7 separate regions of the Homo sapiens genome follow, and all the other regions are linked to region 6. The links are chromatin contacts, found by Hi-C or POLR2A ChIA-PET in ENCODE. All regions are on one chromosome and are shown on one strand. Each heading gives the region's core, a stretch centred on a gene start or an enhancer-like site at or near the end of the contact. The rest is flanking DNA. Distances are from core to core; before and after follow the strand shown. Region 1 holds the start of IQGAP2 (IQ motif containing GTPase activating protein 2). Region 2 overlaps IQGAP2 (IQ motif containing GTPase activating protein 2). Region 3 overlaps F2R (coagulation factor II thrombin receptor). Region 4 holds the start of FOXD1 (forkhead box D1). Region 5 holds the start of AGGF1 (angiogenic factor with G-patch and FHA domains 1). Region 6 holds the start of HMGCR (3-hydroxy-3-methylglutaryl-CoA reductase). Region 7 overlaps IQGAP2 (IQ motif containing GTPase activating protein 2).

Region 1 (2,700 bases), core at 171-2,670, 1.1 Mb after region 6:
TGCTAGAAATTAGAAATGCAAATTCATGAGCACCAGCCCAGACCCATTGAGTCGGAAATTCTGAGGGTGGGGCCCAAGAATGTGAGTTTCAACAAGTTTGAGAAGGACTGCGTCTCCTATATGAAATGGAAAACAGCTGCTCATCCTCTGTATCCTTGCATAATAAAAAATGATTAGTGTCACTATGCCACCATTTCCTCAGCGAAATAATTTCCATCCCCCCACCGCCTCCGAGGGTCTTGCACTCTCACCCAGGCTGGAGTGCACTGGTGCAATCACAACCCACAGCAGCCTTGTCCTCTCGGGCTCAAGCAATCCTCCCACCTCAGCTTCCTGAGTAGCTTGGGACTGCAGGCGCAACCACCACGCCCGGCTAATACGGCTAATATTATTTTTTCATTTTTTGGAGAGACGGGGTCTCGCTATGTTGCCCAGGCTGGTCTGGAACTCTTGGGCTCAAGGGATCCTTGTGCCTCGGCTTCACAAAGTGCTGGGATTACAGGCGTGAGCCGCCGCGCCCGGCTCTAAATAATTTCTTATCGCCCTCCCTCAGTTTGTTTTTCCTGTTATCGGGTCACCCACACATTCCACAATTGTCAAATAGGTGAGGGCACAGGTACGGAAGCGTCCCGCATTCCCTCCAGATTTTATCACGCTGAGACACAAAGAGAAAAATAGCTCCTGGCGACCGCATGAAAACCCCGATTTCAAAACAGCCACATGCAGTTTAATTTCCTTAAAAGCTTAGCCGGAAAAGGTTTCTGTGGCTTGCGACCCCAGCTGGGCTTGAGAGAAGGCTCTGCACACTGGGGCGGGGGCGGGCACAAGGTGATCGGAGGGAGGGGGATGACTCGCAGTTGTGTTTTGAGTGGTTGCCTTGGGTTATCTTGTTCCTCCAGCACACACACACTCAGTTTCTTGTCATAAGGGGAACCCTGTTATTTTGTAGACAAAAAGTGACAGAAGCAACTTTCGAAGCAAAAAAAAAAAAAAAACAAAAAAAAACAAAACCAAAAAGACGAAGAAGAAGAACAAAAGTCAACGTGAAATCTCCCCAGAGGAAAAGGAACCGCGCTGTTTGTCCCTCAGTAACTGAGCAACACCCCGGACACGAAGGGCTCCCTGTGACTTCTGCGGTTTTTCTTGCACTTCTCCGCGTTGGTTCACTTCCACCCTCGAAACTCTCCAGAAGCGAGAAATAAGGCGGGGTGGCCGCCACCCCCAGGCCACCAGCTGTGCGGGGGCCCCAGCTGCAGGGGGTCCCGGCCCAGCGTCCCTCTCGGCCCCTTCCCTCTCCCCCGGGGGAGAAGGGGCGGGTCCACGCGGCCTGGGCGCTGCGCCCGACACGCGGTAGGGGTCGCTGCGTCTCGGCGCGCGCTCCCACCGCGGTGAATAACGGGGCCTGGCTGGAGGAGAAAGGAAACCTGCTGCGGGAGGCGGCGGCGACCGGCCAGGGAGCGAGGGAGGAGAGTTCACTTTTACTTCAGTGTCAGCGCGCGGCGGCCGTGGCTGGCTCTGGCGAGAGAGCACCGAGGGAGTGGGTCGCAGATCTTCGGGCGGCTAGGGGAAATCGGCGAGAGGCGGGATCCGAGCGCGCCGGCGGGGCGCAGAGCCCGCGAGCCTGGCCAGCGAGGGTAGCCGCGGGGGGCGCGCCCCGGGCGGGCCCCCGGAGACGCGCAGGATGCCACACGAAGAGCTGCCGTCGCTGCAGAGACCCCGCTATGGCTGTAAGTGCGCCGGGCGCGCGGGGTTCCTGCTGGCCTTGGGGAGCTCCCTCCCCGAGGACGGCGTTGGAGAAGCCGAGGGAGCCGGTTGCGCGGCGCAGAGGAAATTGGAAGGCAGCAACTGCGCGGCTGGCAAAGTTGGGAGCTGGAGTTGCAAAGGGCAGTGAATCGCGTCCCCCCGCTCCTCCCGCCCCCCAATTCCTAATATCCAGCTGGCAACCCAGACCCTCCACTCCGCATACCCAAACGGGGTGCGCGGGCAGTGCGGGGATTGCGCTCTGGGACAGACCAGGTTGGGATTTTAGGGGTATCAGGTGAGGAGTCCGCGGAGCTCCGGGTCGCCGCCGGCTTGGGCCAGGGGGTGGCGTAAGGCACCGGATTCTTCCAACCCAGAAGGGGAGGAAAGTTTGTTTGCTGTGGCTACAGGTGGGCACCGCAAGTAGGGCGCCGGCGCACTCTGCTAGTGCAAAGCCGGCTTGACTGGAAGGGCGGGAGTCTCCTCCTGTCCCGCGCCCTCGAACTTCACCTGACCCGCTAGAGCCATTGGCCTCACAGGTGTAAGTCCCTCCCCTCTGAAACCCCCCAACCCCTTTCCCCCCCGCTCCCCTCGCGCGGGAGGATTGCTGTGTGGAGAGGACGCGGCACTAGGCTCCGGGGAATCCGGCGGGAGCCCGCGTGACTTGAACGAGATGGTGTCGATTACCCAGCCAGGGGCTGCCCTCGGAAATAGGTTGCTTTGGCCGATCGTGAGTGGATGGAGCCAGATTAACACCAACCACGTGGCTTCATGTGCAGAGTTCAGAGTCCTAAACATGTGCCAGGAAGCATTTCCTTTAAAACAAACAGAAAGTTGGCCTGCTGTCTCTCCAAGGTGGCCCTGTCAGTGAACCCAAGGCCGAAGACCACAGGTTAATCTTTGCCCAGGCTGGCCTTGGTGGCAGAGGTACCAGGTTTGGGTTAAGGTGGTGATACCTTC
Region 2 (2,921 bases), core at 307-2,806, 1.2 Mb after region 6:
TACTCAGAGTATTAAGCGACCTGTTCCAGTGCATATAGCTGGTGATCACAGAGCCAGACTTCCTGAACATCAGGCCAACTGTCTCTCCATTGTGATTGTTACAGGAAGTTTGACCCCAACATACCATACAAGTCACACTTAAAATTTGTATTGGTGTGGCCAGGTACCACTCACTTGTTCATGTAACAGATCAGCAAGCCCCTGAAACCGAGGCTGGCAATAGCAGTTTAATTCCTGCTCCTGTAAGGTTCAGTAGTGTAGGCTGGGGGTGAGGAGACACAACAGCTGCTGCTGCTTTTCTTTTTTTTAACCAACAAGAATGACCTTGAAAACATGGGGTTCTTTACCACACAATTATTCAGGGACCCTGTCTGATGGAAGTTCTTCTACCTTCTCCAGCCAGCAGATGGGGAGGAGAGAGAGGAGGTTTATCCATGGGAGGTTTTCCTGAGCCACACTTAGGGGTGGTGCACCTCTCACACTCATTTCCCCACACCTTCTGTGGTTACAACCCAGTCACTTGGCACCTTACAGATGCTGTGGGGCTACGAATGCAGACTCTGGTATTGAAGGAGCTACATTGTCTGGGGTATATACCCTGGGGTTTGTTGTCGCCTGCCAGGAAAATTTAGGACACATACACAAGGAGTTTAGGAGCAGAAGGTTAATAGGTAGAAGAGAAGAGAGAGAAACAGCTTCCTCTGTAAAGGAGGGGGTCTCCCAGCAGAAAGGACCTGCTGGTGGTGAATGCCTCGAGTGTTATAGTAGGGTTTCAAGAGGCAGTGTCTGATTTACCTAGAGCTCATAGATTGGTTCAATCAGGTATGACATTTACATAGTGCGGGGAAGGCTGGTTTCCCCACCCTAATCTTCTTATGCAAATGGGCTGTCCAGTTAGGGCCATCTTGTCTGCTCCTTTACAGTACAGGTGGCTGGCAGAGAAGGGAAGATGGAGCCGCCATCTTGAACATGTCTACTCCTTAGTTCCCGCTGGCATTCACCTGTGCAAGCTCCCAGCTTGCTGGCTGCTCTTTGATAGAAAATGATTTGGGGCTGCTTTTCATTAAAAAGAAGAACCTTACCAAGGACTCCCATACCCTTGCTATCTGCCTGCGTGATTTCTTCTTAACTCCTATATCCCTATCTGGGCTTGAAGTTTTCTCCTTATACTTAAAAAATCAATCCAAAGGCTAGTCAGCCCGCATGATGACTGGGCACAAGTTTAGAAGTTTCATATCATGGCTCCTGCTTCATTGTGAGGGATTTTAATACCTTTAGAGCAATGTTAAGTACCCAGTCTGACTGGTTATTCTGTCAGCAGAGTCTGTCACCTGTCCTAGAAGAATAGTCTTGTTTGTTGCTCCTAGACTGGCTGATGATTGATAGGAGTTTCCAAGTTGTATCTTATTGGAAGGACCTTTGAGAGCTCTAGGCCTGTGGGCCTTCCTGAGGAGGTGACTGCATTTGAATAGGCTCTAAGTTTCCTATATCTTGCCTCTGCCCTGCTACAGCACTACAAGGGGAAACCTGGACCATTTACCCTGCCTGTTGCAAGGTAGGTGACAAAGAGGAAGTTCTGAGAGAACAAATGAAGCCCCAGGAATCTACTCAACCCTGACAGTGAATATACTATCTTCTGACCTCATACTGAAACAGTGACAACATCTATGTCTCCAAGCCGTGGAACTCTACCGCTACTCTGGAAGCAGCCCTGCAGTGTTTTGTTATCACTTTTGTTTTACACTAGGCTAGAGGATTCAGTTTGGTGAGTTGTGAGAAATTAAAAGTTGGAATTAGAGGAGCAGAGGCTGGCCCCTGTCAGCTTATTGAGCTGGGTAGCCTTAGCCTTTTCTGAGCTTTGGAAAACCTCAGATATCATGTCAGAAAATCAACAGAATCTGAGAAAAACACCGGAAAATCATCAGCAAATGGTGATTCTGATAGCATCTCTTCCTTATGGGGTCATCATGAGAAGATTCCATGATAATCCCCATAAAGTATCAAGTCCAGATTTTGGCAAAAGATCATGCTCAATAAACACTAGTTGTCATTGATAATAATAGCATCATCTTTTGACTTTCAAGGCAGAGAAAAAGAGGTATCTCCATTGATGCCTAATGTTAAAAAAAGTAACATTTTGTAAATCTTTGGCAATATCTTAAAATATTTTATGATGTAACTGTGATGCTTGGAAAACTTTCTTTTTAGCAGTCAGAATCTTTCATAACCATATGTTAAGTACTTGCTTTGTGTAAACAGGTTGCCAGGCACAAAGGGATTATAAAGAGAAAGAAGAAATGGCCTTTGCCTTTGAGCAGTTCATAATGTCATAAGAATTAGCCATGGCTATATTTTAAATAGGTTGTAGCTAACCTAAGTTTTTGCTATCAGTGTTTTATTTATTTATTTATTTTTAATTTTTTTTGAGACAGAGTCTCACTCTGTCGCCCAGGCTGGAGTGGAGTGGTGCGATCTTGGCTCACTGCAACCTCCGCCTCTCAGATTCAAGCGATTCTCCTGCCTCAGCCTCCTGAGTAGCTGGGACTGCAGGTGCCCATTACGATGCCTGGCTAATTTTTGTCTTTAGTAGAGATGGGGTTTCACCATGTTGGCCAGGGTGGTCTTCAACTCCTGACCTCAAGTGATCCGCCTGCCTGCGCCTCCCAAAGCGTTGGGATTACAGGCATGAGCCACCATGCCCGGCCTGGTATCAGTGTTTTAAACCTACTGCACATATATCCTAATATAGACAAAAATGTGATTACCTCTTTTTAAAAACAAGCCCAACTCTAAAATATCATACTTCGGGGAGCTTTTATTTTTGCCTCCTGCCCCTTGCTCCCAATTGTCAACTTATCTCCCCCTACTCTTGCTACCAATTGTCAGTTTACCCCCAGCCCCTACCCCTCACACATATACCC
Region 3 (2,899 bases), core at 296-2,795, 1.4 Mb after region 6:
GTGATCTTGGCTCACTGCAACCTCTGCTGCCCAGGTTCAAGCGATTCTTCTGCCTCAGGCTCCCAAGTAGCTGGGATTACAGGTGCATGCCACCGCACCTGGCTAATTTTTGTGTTTTTAGTAGAGATGGGGTTTCACCATCTTGGCCAGGCTAGTCTTGAACTCCTGACCTTGTGATCCACCCACCTCGGACTCCCAAAGTGCTGGGATTACAGACGTGACCCACTGTGCCCAGCCTAAATCCCCTCAACTTTCTATGTGGATTTTTCCATTGAAAAGGGACAGGTTTCATGGGATGACTGCAGACTAAATGGAGAAAGTGTGCACATGAAGGTATGCGGAGGAAAGAGAAGTCATGGAAGCTGGGAGTGATTTGTTTATATAGACAGTGGCTAGCGTGGAAATCAATGATTGATCCCTTTATGTCAAGTACTCAGCCTTTCCTAATGTCTTCAGGGTAGATCTCTGAAAACCTATCATTCACCTTTGTCCCTTTGAGGGGCAGAGTTTAGGAAGTATTGCTTATATCAAGACAAATGTTTCACAGTATTTTGAGTTGGCTTATTCTCTAATAAAGTCTATTTGTGCATTATCTGCTCTTTACCACCCACTCTCCTAGTAAGAAAACATAAACAAAAGTAAAATATGCTCTCTGCTTGTCGCTTTTGCCTTGTTGATGCGTTCACTTTTTACATTTAAAATTTTTTTAATTTTATTTTTCAGAATCAAAAGCAACAAATGCCACCTTAGATCCCCGGTCATTTCTTCTCAGGAACCCCAATGATAAATATGAACCATTTTGGGAGGATGAGGAGAAAAATGAAAGTGGGTTAACTGAATACAGATTAGTCTCCATCAATAAAAGCAGTCCTCTTCAAAAACAACTTCCTGCATTCATCTCAGAAGATGCCTCCGGATATTTGACCAGCTCCTGGCTGACACTCTTTGTCCCATCTGTGTACACCGGAGTGTTTGTAGTCAGCCTCCCACTAAACATCATGGCCATCGTTGTGTTCATCCTGAAAATGAAGGTCAAGAAGCCGGCGGTGGTGTACATGCTGCACCTGGCCACGGCAGATGTGCTGTTTGTGTCTGTGCTCCCCTTTAAGATCAGCTATTACTTTTCCGGCAGTGATTGGCAGTTTGGGTCTGAATTGTGTCGCTTCGTCACTGCAGCATTTTACTGTAACATGTACGCCTCTATCTTGCTCATGACAGTCATAAGCATTGACCGGTTTCTGGCTGTGGTGTATCCCATGCAGTCCCTCTCCTGGCGTACTCTGGGAAGGGCTTCCTTCACTTGTCTGGCCATCTGGGCTTTGGCCATCGCAGGGGTAGTGCCTCTGCTCCTCAAGGAGCAAACCATCCAGGTGCCCGGGCTCAACATCACTACCTGTCATGATGTGCTCAATGAAACCCTGCTCGAAGGCTACTATGCCTACTACTTCTCAGCCTTCTCTGCTGTCTTCTTTTTTGTGCCGCTGATCATTTCCACGGTCTGTTATGTGTCTATCATTCGATGTCTTAGCTCTTCCGCAGTTGCCAACCGCAGCAAGAAGTCCCGGGCTTTGTTCCTGTCAGCTGCTGTTTTCTGCATCTTCATCATTTGCTTCGGACCCACAAACGTCCTCCTGATTGCGCATTACTCATTCCTTTCTCACACTTCCACCACAGAGGCTGCCTACTTTGCCTACCTCCTCTGTGTCTGTGTCAGCAGCATAAGCTGCTGCATCGACCCCCTAATTTACTATTACGCTTCCTCTGAGTGCCAGAGGTACGTCTACAGTATCTTATGCTGCAAAGAAAGTTCCGATCCCAGCAGTTATAACAGCAGTGGGCAGTTGATGGCAAGTAAAATGGATACCTGCTCTAGTAACCTGAATAACAGCATATACAAAAAGCTGTTAACTTAGGAAAAGGGACTGCTGGGAGGTTAAAAAGAAAAGTTTATAAAAGTGAATAACCTGAGGATTCTATTAGTCCCCACCCAAACTTTATTGATTCACCTCCTAAAACAACAGATGTACGACTTGCATACCTGCTTTTTATGGGAGCTGTCAAGCATGTATTTTTGTCAATTACCAGAAAGATAACAGGACGAGATGACGGTGTTATTCCAAGGGAATATTGCCAATGCTACAGTAATAAATGAATGTCACTTCTGGATATAGCTAGGTGACATATACATACTTACATGTGTGTATATGTAGATGTATGCACACACATATATTATTTGCAGTGCAGTATAGAATAGGCACTTTAAAACACTCTTTCCCCGCACCCCAGCAATTATGAAAATAATCTCTGATTCCCTGATTTAATATGCAAAGTCTAGGTTGGTAGAGTTTAGCCCTGAACATTTCATGGTGTTCATCAACAGTGAGAGACTCCATAGTTTGGGCTTGTACCACTTTTGCAAATAAGTGTATTTTGAAATTGTTTGACGGCAAGGTTTAAGTTATTAAGAGGTAAGACTTAGTACTATCTGTGCGTAGAAGTTCTAGTGTTTTCAATTTTAAACATATCCAAGTTTGAATTCCTAAAATTATGGAAACAGATGAAAAGCCTCTGTTTTGATATGGGTAGTATTTTTTACATTTTACACACTGTACACATAAGCCAAAACTGAGCATAAGTCCTCTAGTGAATGTAGGCTGGCTTTCAGAGTAGGCTATTCCTGAGAGCTGCATGTGTCCGCCCCCGATGGAGGACTCCAGGCAGCAGACACATGCCAGGGCCATGTCAGACACAGATTGGCCAGAAACCTTCCTGCTGAGCCTCACAGCAGTGAGACTGGGGCCACTACATTTGCTCCATCCTCCTGGGATTGGCTGTGAACTGATCATGTTTATGAGAAACTGGCAAAGCAGAATGTGATATCCTAGGAGGTAATGACCAT
Region 4 (2,700 bases), core at 60-2,559, 1.9 Mb before region 6:
CGGCGGCCGCTGCGGCGGCGAAGAGGGCCGAGGGCGGCGCGTAAGGCGGCAGCTGCAGGCCGTAGCCGCAGCCGTAGGGGCCGTAGCCGTAGGCATGCGGGGGCGGCGGGGGCGCGGGCGGGAAGAGCGCGGCGGCGGCTGCCGGGTCGCCCGCGCCCCCTGCGGCTCCCGCGCCGCGCAGCAGCAGAGACTCGGCGGCCGCGGCGTTGGGTGGGAGCAGCGGCTGCCGCTTGAAGCGCTTCCTCCGGCGCAGGAAGCTGCCGTTGTCGAACATGTCGGCGGACTCCGGGTCCAGCGTCCAGTAGTTGCCCTTGCCCGGGTTGCCGGGCTCGCGGGGGATCTTGACGAAGCAGTCGTTGAGCGAGAGGTTGTGGCGGATGCTGTTCTGCCAGGCGGGGAACTTCTCCCGGTAGTAGGGGAAGCGGCCGCTGATGAACTCACAGATCTCGCTCAGCGTCAGCCGCTTCTTGGGGCTCTGCAGGATGGCCATAGTGATGAGCGCGATATACGAGTAGGGCGGCTTCACCAGCGGGTTCTTGGCGCCGCTACCCGCGCTCCCGCCGCCGCCCGCGCCGCCGCCGCCGCCGCCCCCACCGGCTCCTGCCCCCGCCGCCGGGGCCGGGCCCGGGGGCGCCGGGGAGCCCCCAGCAGGCGGGGCCAGCAGGATGTCATCGTCGTCCTCCTCCTCCTCCAGATCCTCCAGCTCGTCCTCCCCGGCGTACGAGCGCCGCCGCCGCCGCCGCTGCGCGGGGACAGCCAGCCGGGGCCCGCCACCGCCGCCCTCGTCGTCGTCCTCCTCTTCCTCGTCTTCTTCGTCCTCGCCCTCCCCCACCACGTCGATGTCTGTTTCCTCGGCGAGGCCAGAGGCATCGGACATCTCAGTGCTCAGGGTCATAGCTGTGGCGCGGCGGCGGCGGGGCGGCGCATGGGGGCGCCGGGCTCCGGGCTCCCTCTGCGCCCCAGCCCGGGTCCCGGGCGGCAGGCCCGGCCGGGGGGCGCCACGCTGGGGGCGCTGCGACTGCGGCTGCCGGAGCTGCGCCGGGGCTGCCGGGTGGCGGCGGAGTCTCGCGCGCCGACTTTATAACTCCTGCGCCGCCGCGGTAGCCGCGCGGATGCTGCGCTCCCTGGGCTCCGCTCGCGCCCGGCCCGGGCGGAGGACTTGACCTTCTCCTCTCGGAGCAGCTTTTGCCCCGTCAGCTGAGGAGGGGGTGGCGGGGCCCGGGCGGGCGAATCAGAACGCCAGGCGCCCAGGAACGTGCGGGACGGGTGAGAGTCTAAGAACAGAGCTCGGCGAGGCCAGGGCTGAGTCCAGGAGAGGGCGGACCTTCCTCGGCTTATAGCAGAAGGGGGCCTGTCACATGGTGTGCACGTCAGAGCGCTGCCGAGGGAAGGAAAGCAAGCCTAGGAAATCAGCCCTTCTCGGGAGAGAAAATTCACCCGTAGGAGGGAGGCAGCAGCTGAGAAGAGTGGGGAGGAGAGGGGACCTCACTATTTCTTGCCAAAGAGGCTGATGCCCGAATTACGCGGCTGTCTGCACCGAGGGCCGCTGCACGAGTTAGACTTCCCAGCCTCCTCAATTAGTCCTCCACCCTAACCTCAGAAGCACACCCGCGACACTCTGGTTTGACCCCTCGACAGCCTGTAGGAGCCTTCCAGCCGGGGGATAACCACCCCATCCTCTGAGGTGGCCCCTGGGGGACGCTCTGGGGTCGGTTGGGGGTGTCCAGCCCCTCCAGATCGGGCGAGCGGCCCCCCATTGGATCTGATGCGAAGCCCCCCAATTTAAGCACGATAATAATTGTTTATTGACCCTTTAACCCATTCTCTTCGGTTTTACTCCAAAGACGTTTGTTTTCCGCCATCTGTTAATAAAAACGCTGTGAGACTGGCGTTTTACTCACTTCTCTGCGATTGAATGCCCTAGAGACTTGACAGTTAAACTAAGCCACTCTAATGAGACGATCTGACAAATGTCATGGGAATAAAGAACGTAATAATTGAATTCGGAGAAGAAATTGAAATTTTTAGTGAAAACCCAAATACACGCACAAAAATTGCACCTAGAAACTACTAAAAAGTTCGACCAGCCTGGCCAACATGGTGAAACCCCGTCTCTACTAAAAATAGAAAAAAATTAGTAGGCGGCGCCTGTAATCCCAGCTACTCGGGAGGCCGAGGCAGGAGAATCGCTTGGACCCGGGATGCGGAGGTTGCAGTGAGCCGAGATCGTGCCACTGCACTCCAGCCTGGGCAACAAGAGCGAAACTCCGCCTCAAAAAAAAAAAAAAAAAACAGAAGTTCGTTCATAATGGGGCTATATAGTTCTCAGTAGGAGGAACATTCTAGTCAGCACTTTGCATAGTAATCTCAAAATACTTAAATTACATAACATATACATATTTCTACTGAGGCTTATTAATAGAAACTATAATGATAGATGACTTTAAGATAAACTTTTTAAAAATGTGTTTTTGGAAAATCCTTAAATATTGTTAATCCTTTCTGGTGAGATGAAAATTTTTTTTATGAGATTAAAGTTCCGCTCAATTCAGTTTTCTTTTCGGGTGACAAGATAGTGGAAATAATTAAGATATGATGCTCTTTTAAATATACCTATCTTTATCACCAACTCAAACGAGCTATTTTGGCTAGTGGAAAAATCCTAATAGTTTGTTGAATTCACATTCACTTATTTGTGCA
Region 5 (2,700 bases), core at 113-2,612, 1.7 Mb after region 6:
TTTTCCCACCAGGGATGCTCCTTTTTGCGACTCAGACCTAATGTACTTGCTCTATTTTCCCGGGGGGTCTAAACTCAGGAACCAGAAGAATGACTAAATGAGAAATAAAAGTAAAATTCTGAGCCCCTGAACTGACTGAATAGACCCATTGTTCACTACATAGAAAGCCAGTCATTGAGACAAGGAGTATTGCCAGGGAAGAAGGTTCTATTTGGGTGCTGCAGCCAAGGAGAATAGGAAATCAGTCTCAAATCCATCTCCTCAACCAACTAAAATTAGAGGTTTATATGGCAAGGGAGAAATGTGACTACATGTGAGAAAACAGGAATTAGTGAGCGGTAAGGATGAGGACTTGTTCAACAGGCAGCAGGTGGCTGGTTAGGCAATCATGATGGGTGAGGGGTATGGTGCCTCATTGTCCAGATGCAGTGATCTGGTAAGTTTCAATTCCTTGATACTATCTGGGAGGCCTCATGGTTGGTTTCCCAAGAAAGGAACTCAGATAAGAAAGATGTAACTTTCTGAAGTTTTAAGACTGGGAGGGTAAATTTCCAGGTTTATTCAAAAGAAACCATAAACATCAGTTCTATAGGACAGTTGGGCTGATTTCACACCAACCAGCATTCCTTCCTGATAAGAGACCACCAACCACAGAGAAGTTCTGGCCAATCTACCAGGGACTCACAGCGAGGGTTTTCATGTCCTCTGCTTTGCCATTTGACATCAGAGGGCTGAAAACTTCACACTGGGATCATGCTAACACCACCATTTTTTGAATATGGGTCCCATAGAGAGGCAGGAAGCTTAATTGTGCATGTGCATATTTCTCCTTTCATAAATATTCATGAATCCTCCTACAGCTCATTGAATATATTTGGCCACCCTGCTCAGCATAAATTTCTGTTCCCTTTGTCCTTCCTTCCAAGTGTCTGTTCTCAGCTTCTGACCAGAGGCTATGCTTCCAAGCCTGTCAGAAAGGCCACCCTGCAGGCTGTAACCCTTCATGAGAAATAAAGCCCTTTTCTAAATTTATTAACCTCCTCATTCTTCAGTTGACATAAGTAGAGCATCATAGTCCCCACAAATCATTTCTGGGATACTCTGTTCTTATTTGTAAAACAAGGAGATAGGAAATGCATGCTATACTAAAAGTTTGTTCAAAGAACATCCGCACGTGCAAATGTCTGAGACCAGAGGCTGCAAGCCTCCCTGTCGCTCTTAGGGCTTCGGTAGCCACATTGCCACAGCTCTCCACGCCCTCAGGTAACGCCCCTCCGCAGGCCGAGACGTCGGCACGTACACTGTCAGGTCTTCCCGCTTTCCGTCGCTTCCTGTTCCGTCTTGGTCCCGCCTGCCGCTGGCGCCGTTGTTTCCGGCTCAACTGGGGAGCTGCTGGAGCTCTTCTGGCCTCTGGTTTTCCGACTGCTTATCCGACGCTCCTCCCTCTGTCTCTGTAGCTGGAGAAGGTAGTTTCCAGGAAAGTTTTCCGGTTTGCAGGCCGCGCACATCGGGCAGGGGCCATCCTCGGTCCCCTTGCTCGTTGCTCGCAGCCCCGTTCGGCTACAAGTGAGTTTCAGGGCGTCATGGCCAGGGGCCACCGCGGCCAGCCGGGTGTGAGGCTGCCTTTCGCTGCCCGCGCGCTCCAGTGGTCTCTGGGTCCGCCGGCGTCCGTTTCGGCCTGAACGCAGCCCCTCCGCGGCGACGAGCAGTCTCGCGCCGGAGCTCATGGCCTCGGAGGCGCCGTCCCCGCCGCGGTCGCCGCCGCCGCCCACCTCCCCCGAGCCTGAGCTGGCCCAGCTAAGGCGGAAGGTGGAGAAGTTGGAACGTGAACTGCGGAGCTGCAAGCGGCAGGTGCGGGAGATCGAGAAGCTGCTGCATCACACAGAACGGCTGTACCAGAACGCAGAAAGCAACAACCAGGAGCTCCGCACGCAGGTGCGCGGTCCTCCTCAGCCCCGCGCCCCATCCAGCCCAGGCGAGGCCTTCGAAGCCCGTGATAGCCTCGGAAGGGGTCCCTGGCAGGGGCTCAGAACTACTGTAGAGTACTTAAAGTAAATAAGTAGAAGCTCAGCGCAGTTACAATTCCAAGTACCTTAGGAGCAAACCTGAGTTCAGGTTACTTGATTTAAATCAATGTCTCGCGGCTGGCGTGAATTGAACTTAAGTACTGTGGCTACATTGTCTTCATTCTCACTTGACCTAACATCCCATTGGCAGTAGGCGCATTTACTGTAGATCACATTTGAGTTTATTAAAATGCTGGACTTGAGTCAGAATCCCATCTCTGCTATTCACTGGGTGTGTGAACTTATATACCGAGTCTCAGTTCCCCATTAAATGAGAATGATAGCTCACAGTAGTAAAGGTGAAGTAAAACAAACAATTTTACAAACTTTTGAATGCTATACCTGTTTAAGGTTGCTCTTCTGGGCGTTTATCATCTTCGGCTTTCTTGTGTAAGTAGGGACGATATATAACTGCTTTTGTTGGAGACGTTAAGCAGCTTATTTCGTTTCCAAGATGGTAGGGGCAAATGTTAATACTTAAACTGTCACATTAAAAACAACCTTGGCTGGACGCGGTAGCTCACGCCTGTAATCCCAGCACTTTGGGAGGCCGAGGCGGGCAGATCACCAGGTCAGGAGTTCGAGAGCAGTCTGGCCAGCATGGTGAAATACAAAATTTAGCCGGGCGTCTCTA
Region 6 (2,700 bases), core at 124-2,623:
TTTTTACTTTTTTGTAAAATGGGAATAATACCTATTATATAAGGATTATAAGAATCTATAATCATTTATTAAAACTAAGGAGTGTTTAGTGTTTTCTTCGTAATGTGTTTCAAAATATGGGCTTTAAAAATTGAGTGAAATACAATTCCTGTCCTTAATAAATTTCCACATACGATAGTAAGACAAATAAAAAAATACTACGGAAATTTTATGGGTTTTCAAGGTCGGGAGTGATGATGTGTTTGAGGGAATTAGGAAAGGAGGTGGCATATGAAAAAGTCCTTAAGGGATATTTAGGATCTCAGCAGTTAAAATGGGTAGGCATATCCAAGGTAAACAAAGAGAACATAAGCAGGGAGGTAAAAAGGTACTGAGTGTGACTGAAGAAGGGCCAGTTACTCCTGGCTGAACTGTAAGGTTCGCACAGGAAAGTAGAGATACGTCAGAAATGTGTGGTGGGGCCATATTAGTGGTGACAGGTTCTTTCTTTAATCCAGTAGACAATGAGAAACGCTGATTTGGGTCTATGGCATAATAGGAAGTAGTATGCCACATACTGCATGTGGGAGTTCTGCAGGACAGATTGGGAAGTGCATGCGTGTAAGACTGGGAAGACCAGTTAGGAGAGGCTATTGCACTGTTTTAAGTAAGACATAATAAAGCCCTGCACCAGGCGGAGAGCAGAAGGAACGCACAGAAGACGCAGGAGAGGCACATTTCAGAGAGAATCCAGTATGCAATGGATGTCGCACACAAGAGAGAGAGACGCAGGTGACCGGAGCCATTTACACTAATGGGTAAATCTCGGGAAAGCGCTGGTTTCGGCTACCGGCCAGTTACAGGTTTGAGGTGCCCGTCGCCGCCACCTTCCCTTTTTTTATATTCCTCTTTTTCTCATGGCCGCCTCCGCTTCCCTCCATCTCTCCCGCGCTAGTAACTGAGCTTTCAGTCATCGACCTGACCCTGCGTTTTCCCTCACGCTCCGATTCTGCTTCCTATCACTGCCTCCTACTGTACTATCACAGCCAGGACGAGCACGGGTCAGGCACTGAGGCTGTGGGACACTCCACCCGCCTGGTCCCCTATCGCCTCCGCCTAGGCAGCTGCCATGCGTGCGCCCCCACAGCTCTAGGACCAATAGGCAGGCCCTAGTGCTGGGACTCGAACGGCTATTGGTTGGCCGAGCCGTGGTGAGAGATGGTGCGGTGCCTGTTCTTGGCCCTGCAGAGAGCTGTGGGCGGTTGTTAAGGCGACCGTTCGTGACGTAGCGCCGTCAGGCCGAGCAGCCCCCAGGCGATTGGCTAGACAATCGAACGATCCTCTCTTATTGGTCGAAGGCTCGTCCAGCTCCGAGCGTGCGTAAGGTGAGGGCTCCTTCCGCTCCGCGACTGCGTTAACTGGAGCCAGGCTGAGCGTCGGCGCCGGGGTTCGGTGGCCTCTAGTGAGATCTGGAGGTGAGGCGGGCGGTGACCGAGAAGAGGGGCAGGGGCGGCGGGGAGCGGGGCGGAGATGGGTGGGAGCGGGGTTTGGGCTGTGTTGGTGGCAATTCTGGAGCTTCCCTCGGCCCTGGGAAGTGGCTACCGGCAGCTCCTGCGGACCTGGAGGGGGCTGCGGTTGCGCTTTGTCGGTGTGGCAGCTCGGACCCGCGGGGACTGCAAGGAATGTCCTTGAGGCCCGGCAGGCCGAGCGGCGGCCGGCATCAGTGCCGGAGTAACCCGGGGTCCCGGGGTGGGCTTGAGAGGCGGGCGGCGGTCTGGCCTCTTCGTGACTGCGGTCATCATCGGTGGACCCGCGGGGCGTAGCTGCGTTCATCGTCCCTGTTCAGTCAGAGTAGGCAGTGCTGGCTGCACGGTCACGAAAATCGGGGCGGAAAGGGTGTCAGGCAGGGTGACCTCGGAGGCCCCTGGATTCGAGAAATGCTAGGGGTCTATGGGGCTGTCGGGCCGGCAGCTCGCAGGGCAGACGGGAGAAGCGCCTGCATCCCGGGATCCGGGCATTCACGCCCAGGAACTGCTGTTCGTTAGCACCTTTCTTTTAGGTGACGGGAAAGATCTCTGTAAATACTGCTGACTAACTTAGAACCATGAAAGAACCGTGGATTGGTGTAGATGTGTCTGGTTATTTACAGGAGAACGGCTTGAGAGGATGCGGAGCCCAACGTGGGGATTCGCACAATGACTCAAAAGATTCTTCTCCCTCTTTTTTTTTTTTTTTTTTTGGTAAGGGGTGTAGTCTCCTTGGTGCTGATATTCTTTTAGGAAAAATGTACCTTGGAGATACAAATATAGAACAGTTAATTTCTGCAGTAGGAGGAGGTCGATGTACTCCATTCTTAAGTAGTCGTTTGAAATATTTCAGGATTTGAGGATATTCCTTCTTAGACATGGTCCTGCAGAGTCGTAGGAAGCATTTGTTTCTGGGCTATACTAAATGTGCATGATTTCGGCGTCCCACAAGGTAGAGAATGTACTTTTTGTTTACTTATGAATTTATTTTCCTCTCCATGCAGTGAAAGGCATTTTGCAATTTAGAGATAATCTAGCAAAGACCTGGACAGTACTTTGGGGATAGGCTGGATTTTGCAGGCCTGCTTTGTTGTAGTGTTCTTCCAGAACTTATGATAAACTTGGTGGCCAAAACAAATGGGAATTAGTAACATGAAGGTTAAACAAAATTGCACATAGGTTACAGCATTAACAT
Region 7 (2,700 bases), core at 193-2,692, 1.2 Mb after region 6:
CGGAAGCTATGTCTGCCTCTCCTCTGTGATAGGATTACTCTTCCCGCTGCTGATACTGTAGCTGTGTCGCAGCAGCCATGTTTTCAGGTGCAATGGTGATGCCATGGCTCTGGCAGACCCACTTCTGGTTCACCAGCCGTCCAGGTACTCTGGGAGCTTTGTGGAGTAGAGTTTGTCTAGCCAGCTCCCACACAGCCAGGTGGCTGTCTTGCTTACCAGGTGGCCTTTGAACCTGCTCCTCAGGCATTAATGCATAACTTTCCTTGTCTTAACACTCTGTTCCCTTAGAACCTTTTCCTTCCCTAAGAAACTGATTGAACCCTTATATCAGATTGATTATATCTCTAACAGTGAACATATTTGCATTTATAAATAAGATTTCCAAAGACAGTTTCTTAGCTCAAAGGACAGGCTCTAATCCTAGGTTCTCAGAAGGGATATCTGGAGATGGCAGTATTTGGAAGTAAGGTGAGGGAGGCAGTTGCACCTGCTTATTTCTTTCAAGTCCTTCCTTGCTCAGAATTCTCTCTGTGCTCTGAACCATTCCTTTCCCTTTCCTCCTCTTTCTGTCCTAAATTAGTATGGTGGTTATGCCTTTCTGTCTTCCTAAATTCTGAGCTCTTAAGAGACTATGAACCACATCTTGTTACTTCATACAGCTTACGTGCTATTGATTCCAAGTTAAAGTCTCTGGAGTTTGTATATTTAACTCTTCAGGAGGTTTAATTGAACTAATTTCTCTATGATAAGGCTACCTCAGGATTCCTTTGGTTTGGGGCTGAAAATTAGGTATAGAACCCTGGATTTTGATATGATATTGGCAGTGATATATGTGACTAAGATGGAAAAATTTGGTTCAGTAAATAAAACTATTTCAAACATGGAGTCTGTGGTGAAATAGAGATTCTTGGCATTGGAAAAAGTAAGAAAACCACTTTGATAGGTTATCAATAAGTGTTTGTATACAAAGGACACATTTATTTAACAAAGAATAGTAAGAACAAAGGTTAACACAAATGGAGCTTTTAACTATGTGCCTGGCACTGCACAAAATACTGTACTGGTATAATCTCATTTTATCTTCATAACATATCTGTGCAGTGGTCACTATTATTACTCCCATTTTATCACCAAGGCAGTTGAGGCACAGAGAGGCTGCCGAAGGTCACACAGTTAGTAAAAACCAGGATATGTGAGAACTGAACCTGTGCTATTATGAATTCAGCCAGCCAATGGCTTCAAAAGAAGTCAATTATTTCCCTACTTCTAAGAAAATTAAAAGAACACTGGTATCAGACTTGAACTTCAGCACAGGCCTCTCAGCTATTATATTTAACATGTTTTAAATGAAGAATCATGGAACTTGAGAAGGGGAAGGGCCTTGGGAAGTTATTGTAGTCTAAGTCATTCATTTCACAGATAAGGGAACTGAAAGCTTGGGTTACGTGACTTGCTCTTAGTCACACACTGAGGTTTTACCAGTTTTGGGACCAGGATTCAGCGCTTCTGGATTCTAGTCCTGTGGTCTTTCTGCTCTACCATGAGGCTTTGATATACAAACATTCATTCCACATGTTATAGTACAAAATGAGCTACACATAATGTGATCCAAGAAAGCTGAAATAAATTTAGCTCCTGCCTTTTAAGTTTGCATTTCATTACGATAGTACCTTTTAGTGTATATCCTGAAAGTATAGAAAAAACTAATACCACTAGTTTTATCTTGAAAGTGGTAGAAAAAACTAATGCCATGTGATATTGGCAGTAATGTATGTGACTAAGATGGAAAAATTTGGTTCAGTAGATAACAACTACTACTACTACTACTACTATATACTACTTTCATGATATACACTAAATGGTATTTTTTAAAACTTTCTTTATTGCTTCCTGGACTTTAAGTGATATTATTTGTACAAGTAGGAGCACATGGGTCAATGAGTCGGTAGCTACCTCTGGGCAACCCCTCCGTTGCTGGCCTCACTCAGCTGCACAGGTGTGCTGTAGCTTTTGGTGTGGTAGGAGGCTTGCTACCTCACAAAAAGTGCTCTCTTAGACATGAGAAGCAAAGGTGACATTAATTCCATGACTTCCTTTGGAATGCTCTCAGCCCTTTGACTTGGCTGTTAGGTACCAAACGGTGCTTAATAAATTAACTGTTGAAGAGCTACATGAGATTGGCACTTTTTCTATTCGATGGGCTTTTTTGTTTTTTAGATTAAGACTTGATTTCCTATATACTTCAGGTAATAAGCAGCCTCATTTGAATTTAAATGCTTGGGAAGGAAGTTTGCTATTGCTGTTTCTTTTCAGCATGGGAATACTGGGTAAACACAGTTTCCTGATAAACATTTGCCCGTTTGAGTAATCAGCTGGGAAGCACCTCCCACACAGAGATTAGGTGTAAAACGCCCATACCATGAAAAGTGATCTTTCCAAAGCTAACAGTTTAAACCTCAACATCAATGATTTAAAAAAAAAGAAAAAAAGTTGAAAATTGAGGCCAAACAGAAACTATACAATATTTTTTTTAATTTTTTAGTAAATGAGATTTTTTGATATATGCAAATGAGATCTTTACCTGATCAATATTAGCTTAAGAAAATATCAGACTTAAATTTAAAAGCAAAGATTCTTCCATGTTCAGAAAGCTAACTTCTCAGCACCACCTTGTGGTAACTTTTACTTAAGCCAGGATGT

The links. Hi-C counts contacts between places; a loop is a spot of excess contacts on that map. ChIA-PET counts read pairs that join two places held with the same protein, here RNA polymerase II (POLR2A). Pooled maps may share reads with other maps.
Region 1: a map of B cell shows a loop between it and region 6 (16-fold over the local background). The contact joins the promoter of IQGAP2 here to the promoter of HMGCR in region 6. A Hi-C loop is called at or near these places in 2 of 168 maps with a recorded cell type or tissue (B cell and naive thymus-derived CD4-positive, alpha-beta T cell), 4 of 37 single-sample maps with no recorded cell type and 14 of 50 pooled maps. POLR2A ChIA-PET finds 5 or more read pairs at or near these places in 2 of 52 experiments (WTC11 and activated CD4-positive, alpha-beta T cell).
Region 2: a pooled map shows a loop between it and region 6 (2.7-fold over the local background). The contact joins the enhancer-like site here to the promoter of HMGCR in region 6. A Hi-C loop is called at or near these places in 1 of 168 maps with a recorded cell type or tissue (naive thymus-derived CD4-positive, alpha-beta T cell), 2 of 37 single-sample maps with no recorded cell type and 12 of 50 pooled maps.
Region 3: a map of natural killer cell shows a loop between it and region 6 (5-fold over the local background). The contact joins the enhancer-like site here to the promoter of HMGCR in region 6. A Hi-C loop is called at or near these places in 1 of 168 maps with a recorded cell type or tissue (natural killer cell) and 5 of 50 pooled maps. POLR2A ChIA-PET finds 5 or more read pairs at or near these places in 1 of 52 experiments (activated CD4-positive, alpha-beta T cell).
Region 4: a pooled map shows a loop between it and region 6 (8-fold over the local background). The contact joins the promoter of FOXD1 here to the promoter of HMGCR in region 6. A Hi-C loop is called at or near these places in 4 of 50 pooled maps. POLR2A ChIA-PET finds 5 or more read pairs at or near these places in 2 of 52 experiments (Caco-2 and activated B cell).
Region 5: a map of CD4-positive, alpha-beta T cell shows a loop between it and region 6 (26-fold over the local background). The contact joins the promoter of AGGF1 here to the promoter of HMGCR in region 6. A Hi-C loop is called at or near these places in 4 of 168 maps with a recorded cell type or tissue (CD4-positive, alpha-beta T cell, CD8-positive, alpha-beta T cell and transverse colon), 1 of 37 single-sample maps with no recorded cell type and 12 of 50 pooled maps. POLR2A ChIA-PET finds 5 or more read pairs at or near these places in 2 of 52 experiments (CD4-positive, alpha-beta memory T cell and HepG2).
Region 7: a pooled map shows a loop between it and region 6 (4-fold over the local background). The contact joins the enhancer-like site here to the promoter of HMGCR in region 6. A Hi-C loop is called at or near these places in 2 of 50 pooled maps. POLR2A ChIA-PET finds 5 or more read pairs at or near these places in 2 of 52 experiments (Caco-2 and OCI-LY7).

The regions. Positions count from the first base shown.
Region 1 is chr5:76,401,865-76,404,564 of GRCh38, forward strand. It overlaps IQGAP2 (IQ motif containing GTPase activating protein 2), which reads left to right and starts at 1,421. Exons shown (of 36, transcript NM_006633.5): 1 at 1,421-1,727. The coding sequence starts at 1,682. RefSeq lists silencers at 1,103-1,452, 1,623-1,732 and an enhancer at 1,386-1,886.
Region 2 is chr5:76,555,400-76,558,320 of GRCh38, forward strand. The region is part of intron 2 of IQGAP2 (IQ motif containing GTPase activating protein 2); the gene reads left to right. Among named protein-coding and RNA genes, the nearest start is that of F2RL2, 67 kb to the right of the region's middle. RefSeq lists a silencer at 1,380-1,874 and an enhancer at 1,403-1,522. Within about 2 kb of position 1,557, at least 4 of the 41 ENCODE cell types and tissues checked have a DNase peak (open chromatin) inside an H3K27ac peak, as active enhancers do.
Region 3 is chr5:76,731,591-76,734,489 of GRCh38, forward strand. F2R (coagulation factor II thrombin receptor) reads left to right here. Exons shown (of 2, transcript NM_001992.5): 2 at 724-2,899. The coding sequence ends at 1,913. Among named protein-coding and RNA genes, the nearest start is that of F2R, 17 kb to the left of the region's middle. RefSeq lists a silencer at 1,717-1,766. Within about 2 kb of position 1,546, at least 4 of the 41 ENCODE cell types and tissues checked have a DNase peak (open chromatin) inside an H3K27ac peak, as active enhancers do; they include natural killer cell, where a contact is called at or near this core.
Region 4 is chr5:73,447,468-73,450,167 of GRCh38, forward strand. FOXD1 (forkhead box D1) reads right to left here and starts at 1,310. Exons shown (of 1, transcript NM_004472.3): 1 at 1-1,310. The coding sequence starts at 895.
Region 5 is chr5:77,029,042-77,031,741 of GRCh38, forward strand. AGGF1 (angiogenic factor with G-patch and FHA domains 1) reads left to right here and starts at 1,363. Exons shown (of 14, transcript NM_018046.5): 1 at 1,363-1,935. The coding sequence starts at 1,726. RefSeq lists enhancers at 1,021-1,600, 1,240-1,589, 1,601-2,180.
Region 6 is chr5:75,335,847-75,338,546 of GRCh38, forward strand. HMGCR (3-hydroxy-3-methylglutaryl-CoA reductase) reads left to right here and starts at 1,374. Exons shown (of 20, transcript NM_000859.3): 1 at 1,374-1,454. RefSeq lists enhancers at 1,285-1,845, 1,846-2,404 and a silencer at 1,486-1,605.
Region 7 is chr5:76,580,974-76,583,673 of GRCh38, forward strand. All of the region lies in intron 5 of IQGAP2 (IQ motif containing GTPase activating protein 2), which reads left to right. Among named protein-coding and RNA genes, the nearest start is that of F2RL2, 41 kb to the right of the region's middle. RefSeq lists an enhancer at 1,254-1,343. Within about 2 kb of position 1,443, at least 4 of the 41 ENCODE cell types and tissues checked have a DNase peak (open chromatin) inside an H3K27ac peak, as active enhancers do; they include OCI-LY7, where a contact is called at or near this core.